2 separate regions of the Homo sapiens genome follow, and region 2 is linked to region 1. Evidence: chromatin loops called from intact Hi-C (ENCODE). Cell type or tissue: Calu3. All regions are shown on one strand. Each heading gives the region's core, and the rest is flanking DNA. Links, peaks and the distances in the headings are about the cores only.

What was found. Hi-C counts contacts between places; a loop is a spot of excess contacts. Peaks named below come from ENCODE experiments on the same cell type or tissue, not always from the same donor. Only the 100,000 strongest peaks of a DNase experiment are listed, where the experiment ranks them.
Region 2: a loop joins it to region 1, with 2.9 times the contacts of the local background. A loop is called at or near these places in 1 of 110 quality-filtered maps.

What each region holds. Positions count from the first base shown.
Region 1 is chr1:18,667,724-18,670,636 of GRCh38, forward strand. The region is part of intron 4 of PAX7 (paired box 7); the gene reads left to right. Among named protein-coding and RNA genes, the nearest start is that of PAX7, 38 kb to the left of the region's middle. In Calu3, for the core only: no CTCF peak of the experiment used is centred there; a DNase peak (open chromatin) is centred at 1,228.
Region 2 is chr1:18,617,257-18,620,169 of GRCh38, forward strand. No RefSeq gene overlaps it. Among named protein-coding and RNA genes, the nearest start is that of PAX7, 12 kb to the right of the region's middle. In Calu3, for the core only: no CTCF peak of the experiment used is centred there; a DNase peak (open chromatin) is centred at 1,495.

The DNA of each region.
Region 1 (2,913 bases), core at 147-2,646:
TGACCTTCCTGCATCACACCCAGGAACTCTGGCCCACCTGCCTACTTATGTGGGATCCCTGTCCCTAAGCTAGCCTAACCAGCACTGGGGGTTGATGAAGGTCCAATCTTTGCTTTCCTCATTCCCCAGCCAAGGCCAGTAGGACACATGCCCTCTCCCCAGCTCCCAATCCTCCCTTTCCTCTGAGGAATTAGCTACATGCCTCCCAGCTGAGCCATCAAAGGATGCTTCCTCTACATCCCAGTCTCCTAACCATGCTGCCTCTGGAACCGAGTAAAATATGGGAAACTTCCGGGCAAAACCCAGGAGCCCAGGAGCAGGGGTTCTCAGCCTTGGCTGCACACGAGATTCATATGAGGGAGCTTTCACAAATCCCAGTGCCCAAGATGCACCACAGCCCCATTAAATCAAAATGGACAGGGGGTGGGGCAGTATTTTTTAAAGCTCCTTGAGTGATTCCAAGGAGCAGCCCAGGCTGAGAAGTTCTGGCCCAGAGTCAGAGCTGTGGATATTCCAGCCACATTAGATGCCTGAGCCACACCCTCTGAATTTCAACGTCCTGGCCCACACAAAGCAGGCACTGTCAGGATCATCTCACAGAGCTGTAAGGCAGGCAAGAAGAGAAAGCAGTGTGAGGCAGCAGTGCCTGGCACCTAGTAGGTGCTCAGTAAATGCTTGTTAAAAATAATAACAATGGCCAGGTGTGGTGGCTCACACCTGTAATCCCAGCACTTTGGGAGGCCAAGGCAGGCAAACTGCTTGAGGTTAGGAGTTAGAGACAATCCCTAGCAACATAGTGAGACCCCATCTTTACAAAAAATTTAAAAAAAATTAGCTGGGCATGGTGGCATGTACTTGTGGTCCCAGCTACTCAGGAGGCTAAGGTGGGAGGATGGCATGAGCCTGGGAGGTCGGGGCTGCAGTGAGCCTTGATCTTGCCACTGCACTGCAGCCTGGGCAACAGAGTGAGACTCTGTTTCAAAATCATAATAATGACATAACAATAATAATAACAGCTCTCATTTTTGCAATGCCTACCTGGTACCAGATACTTTGCATGCATTCACATAAACTTTTCTCTGGACCTGAATGATTCCTGGGATTGGCACCACATTTCCCAAGAGGAGGGCTGCCTTTGTCCTGGTTTGAGGCAGGCGGGTGTGTCTGGAAGCCCTGGAGCAGGACCCTGGCTGGTTCTTGTTTGGACACATCTTAGGTAACCTTCAGCAAACAGTGACTCAGCCGCCTTGGCTATAGATGAGTTCTTCCCAGGCCAGGCCTGGCTTCCTCAAGTTTCCTCCTGCAACATGTCAGGGCCCAGGAGGATGTGCTAAGCACCTGTGTTGGTTTTCCTTGGGGGCCCTTGGGAGGGATCGGGGGCCAAGGGACAGGGGTCTCTCCTTTCCTTCTGCTTTCTGAAGTGCTTGTTTTGCTGGAGCATCTTCCTGCCTGCTAGATGCTGGGGCTCAGAGAGGCAGAGTGAGCAGCCCAAGGGCACCAGGATTCAAACCTAGTCCTCAGTCTCTAAAGCTATATTCTGCTGGCAGCCTCTGGTTCCACATAGCAGGGGAGTAGAGGAGGAATCCATAGCCTCTTTAGAGCTCCACAGCTGGTGTCCCGAGTCAGTGGCCTTAGGATTTAGCAAAAACAGTGACCATATGGTGGCACCCTCAGGAGATCTGCTGTTGGCCACCCCTTCACCCCTTACTGATAAACCCCTAGAGTGTCTGAGAACCAGTCCCAGCTCCCTCACTGACTGCCGTGTGACCTCTAGCAAGTCACATTCCCTCTCTGGGCTCAGTATTTGCATCTGGAAGACAATGAGTTGGGACTAGGTTATCTCTCAGGTTGCTTCCAGCTTGAACCGACTCTTTTGATGCAGAGAGGATGTCTCAGACATTGGAGACAAAGTCCGTACTGGGGGAAGCTGTCCCAAAAAGGAAGGCTGGTGCCTGCCCCAGACCTGAGTACAATCCCATACTCTGCTGCTTAGAAGCTTTGAGACGTGGACAGTAGCTTGGCCTCTCTGAGTTCTGGCTTCTTTATCTGCAAATGAAATGATAATGGTTGCAACATAGTTGTAATGGATAAAGGAGCTAATCCACAAAAAGCCCTTAATAGGGAGGCCAAGGCAGGTGGATCACGAGGTCAGGAGTTCGAGACCAGTCTGGCCAACATGGTGAAACCCCGTCTCTACTAAAAATACAAAAATTAGCTGGGCGTGGTGGCACGTGCCTGTAGGCCAGCTACTCGGGAGGCTGAAGCAGGAGAATCATTTGAACCCAGGAGGCAGAGGTTGCAGTGAGCCGAGATCGTGCCACTGCACTCCAGTCTGGGTGACAGAGTGAGACTCCATCTCAAAAAAAAAAAAAAAAAAAAGAGCCCTTAACAGCTCCTGGTACATAGGAAGCACTTTTTATGAGCTGAAATTATCACTGATGAGGATTTCTCTGCATCTTAGACCCCCTGCCTATAAATAGTACCTACCTTGTAGAGCCATGGCAAGGCTAAAATGAAACAGTAAGTGCCTGTAGCTTGGTGTCCAGCAAATGATCCCAACTATTGTAAAATCAATTATTTGCATGGGTGTGGCTGAGTCTCCTGTTTCCAACCCCCATCATGAGAGCAGAAACTAAGGAGTGGAGCATTGCAGGGCAGGATGGAGGTGGCTTTTGTTTGCCCTGCCCAGGGTGCCAAAGACATTCAGTTCCCAAAGTCCTGAGTGCCCAGGCCCAGGGGACCTGTCTGCGCCCCTCCCACCTCCTCGGCTGTGGCACTACCAGCCCTAGCCCAGGCCTTGTTCTCCACTAAGCACCTCTCCACTCTCTTGCTTTCCCTCGGGCCTGAGCTCTCAACCCCTAATTCATGAAACCTGTTGACTCAGGGCCCAGACCTGCAGCCCCAGGCATCCGT
Region 2 (2,913 bases), core at 152-2,651, 50 kb before region 1:
GTAATCCCAGCACTTTGGGAGGCCGAGGAGGGCAGATCACCTGAGGTCGGGAGTTCGAGACCAGCCTGACCAACATGGAGAAACCCCATCTCTACTAAAAATACAAAATTAGCTGGGCGTGGTGGCACGTGCCTGTAATCCCAGCTACTCAGGAGGCTGAGACAGGAGAATCACTTAACCTAGGAGGCAGAGGTTGTGGTGAGCCGAGATCGTGCCATTGCACTCCACTCCAGCCTGGGCAACGAAAGCGAAACTGTCTCAAAAAAAAAAAAAAAAAAAAGAACATAGACTCAGCCAGGTGCAGTGGCTGACACCTGTAATCCCAACACTTTGGGAGACTGAGGCAGGCGGATCGCTTAAGCCCAGGAATTCGAGACCAGCCTGGGCAACATAGTGAAACCACAACTTCTACAAAAAATGCAAAATTTAGCTGGGCATGATGAGGCACACCTGTAGTCCCAGCTATTCGGGAGGCTGAGGTTGGGGGATCACTTGAGCACAGGTAGGTGGAGGCTGCACTGTGCTGTGATTGCACCACTGCACTCCAGCCTGGGTGACAGAGTGAGACCCTGTATCAAAAAAATAAAAATAAAAATAAAGAACATGTATGTAGCCGGGCGCGGTGGCTCATGCCTATAATCCCAGCACTTTGGGAGGCCGAGGCGAGTGGATCACGAGGTCAGGAGATCAAGACCATCCTGACTAACATGGTGAAACCCTGACTCTACTAAAAAATACAAGAAAAATTAGCCGGGCATGGTGGTGTGCGCCTGTAGTCCCAGCTACTCGGAAGGCTGAGGCAGGAGAATGGCGTGAATCTGGGAGGCGGAGCTTGCAGTGAGCCAAGATCGCGCCACTGCACTCCGGCCTGGGAGGAAGAGCGAGACTCCATCTCAAAAAACAAAAAGAACATGTATGTAGACTCTGAAGCCAAACTACCTGAATTCACACTGGCGTCTGCCACTTACCAGATAAGGGAAGTTGGACAAGTTACTTAACTTCTGAGTGTCTCCGTTTCTTCACCAGTATAATTGGGATGATAGTATTTGTACCTATCACAAACAGTTGTTAGGAGAATTAGATGAGCTAATCTATGTAAGTCATTTAGGATGGTTGCTAGCATGAAGCTAAATTTTTGGTGGAATATGGGTTATAGCCTAGAAACATTACACATTGTTGCCTCTTATTATGTGTCCTTGCAATGGCCTGGAGTATTCCATTATATGGATGTTTCATAATATATCTGTCAATATCCTATTGTTAGGAATGTTTACTTTTTTCCAGTTTTCCCTATTAGAAAAAAATATTGTGATGTACTTATATCTTTGCACATATGCGTGGTAAATTCCTAGGCATACAGTGATGTACTAAGGATGGTTCTAAACATTTCTAGAGCTTTTGATACATACTTGCTAAATTGCCCTTCAGAAAGCACAGTAATTTACTCTGCCACACAGTATGTGAGTCACACGTTCCAGACCTCTCAGTCATCCTGATAGTACCATTCTCCCCTTCACAACTGCCACTTAGATAGGCGGGGCATGGCATATCATTGTTTTAATTTGCTTTTCTTTGAGGTTTCTGGTAAGACAGACCATTTTTCATATACTACCAGCCCTCGAGTATGTCTTTCATAAATTGCCTGTCTATGTCCTTTGCCCAGAGATTGTTCATCATCCATATTGATTTGCAAGTGCTCTTTATATAGCAAAGATATTAACCCTTTTCAGCAGAGGCATTGAAAGCATTTAATCTAGTGTGCCATTTGCTGTCAATTTTATTTTCGGTGTTTTATCTTCCCCACCGCGTGTCACTTTGTTTGCCTCAGATCCCAGCCAGGGGAGCCATAGTCTCCTCCCCCTCAGCATCTTCCCTGCCCAGCTCCACCAGCCTTGGGCCCTTTTAAGTCTGCAGCCTGGGGCAGTCTCTTTGATTTACTGTCCCCTACGTAATGAAAAACCCCAGATTGGAAAGTGGTCTATCAGGTCTTTTCAGAAGTCTAAGATGACCCCCAAATCCACTGGGTTCCTACCCCTGCTGGCTGCCTCATAAGGTCACAGGTCATAGGTCATCACGCCCCAATGACCCCCAAAAAGGGATAACTCAAGCCCCCTGGTGATAACAGTTGATGCCAGCCAACTGGTTTGGCTGCTTGCTTCTCTAAATTTCCCTGATAATTTTTGGCGGAATGTAGATTATAGCCTAGGACTGCAAGAGGAAAAATAATATTCAATTGAGGATAAAAGATAAGAGATGCCCCTTACTGAGCCCTGCTAAGTGCCAGCCGCTCTACATGCATTATTATCTCTGCAGCAATCTCCACAAGCTAAGTATCACTGTGCTCATTTCTTAAAAGTGGAAATGGAAGTTCAGAGAGGTTAAGTAACTTGCCCCAAGAAACCCAGCTCCTGAGGATTGAAGCCAAGATTAAAATTTAGCTTGTCAGATTTCAAAACTTGTGTCCTCTTCCTGAGCCCCACTCACCAGGTTTAACCCCGGCTTTGCCACATGCTTGTTTTATGACACCAGAAAACCCCTTCACCACACTAGTCCCCAGGTTTCTTTCATCTGGGGATAATAACAGCTTGCCTCCATACCATGCAGTATCAAGAAGAGAGCCAAGGTTTTTAAAAAACATGGACATGAAGACTCCATAACTGTAAACTGACAGTTTACCTTTGACAAAGGCACACATGGCACCTTCTTAGATGAATTCTCGGAATATAGCCATTAATTCACTTTCAATCTTACAACCTGTAACAGTCATATATAGTCAGATACTTATATTTACAGGATGGATTGCCAACCCCCCTTCCCATTCCCACAAATTGTTTTCATTTATTCAACAGATATTCACAGTTTTCCAGGTCCTGTGGGAGACAAGACTGTCTGTGACCTCGAGGAGCTCACACT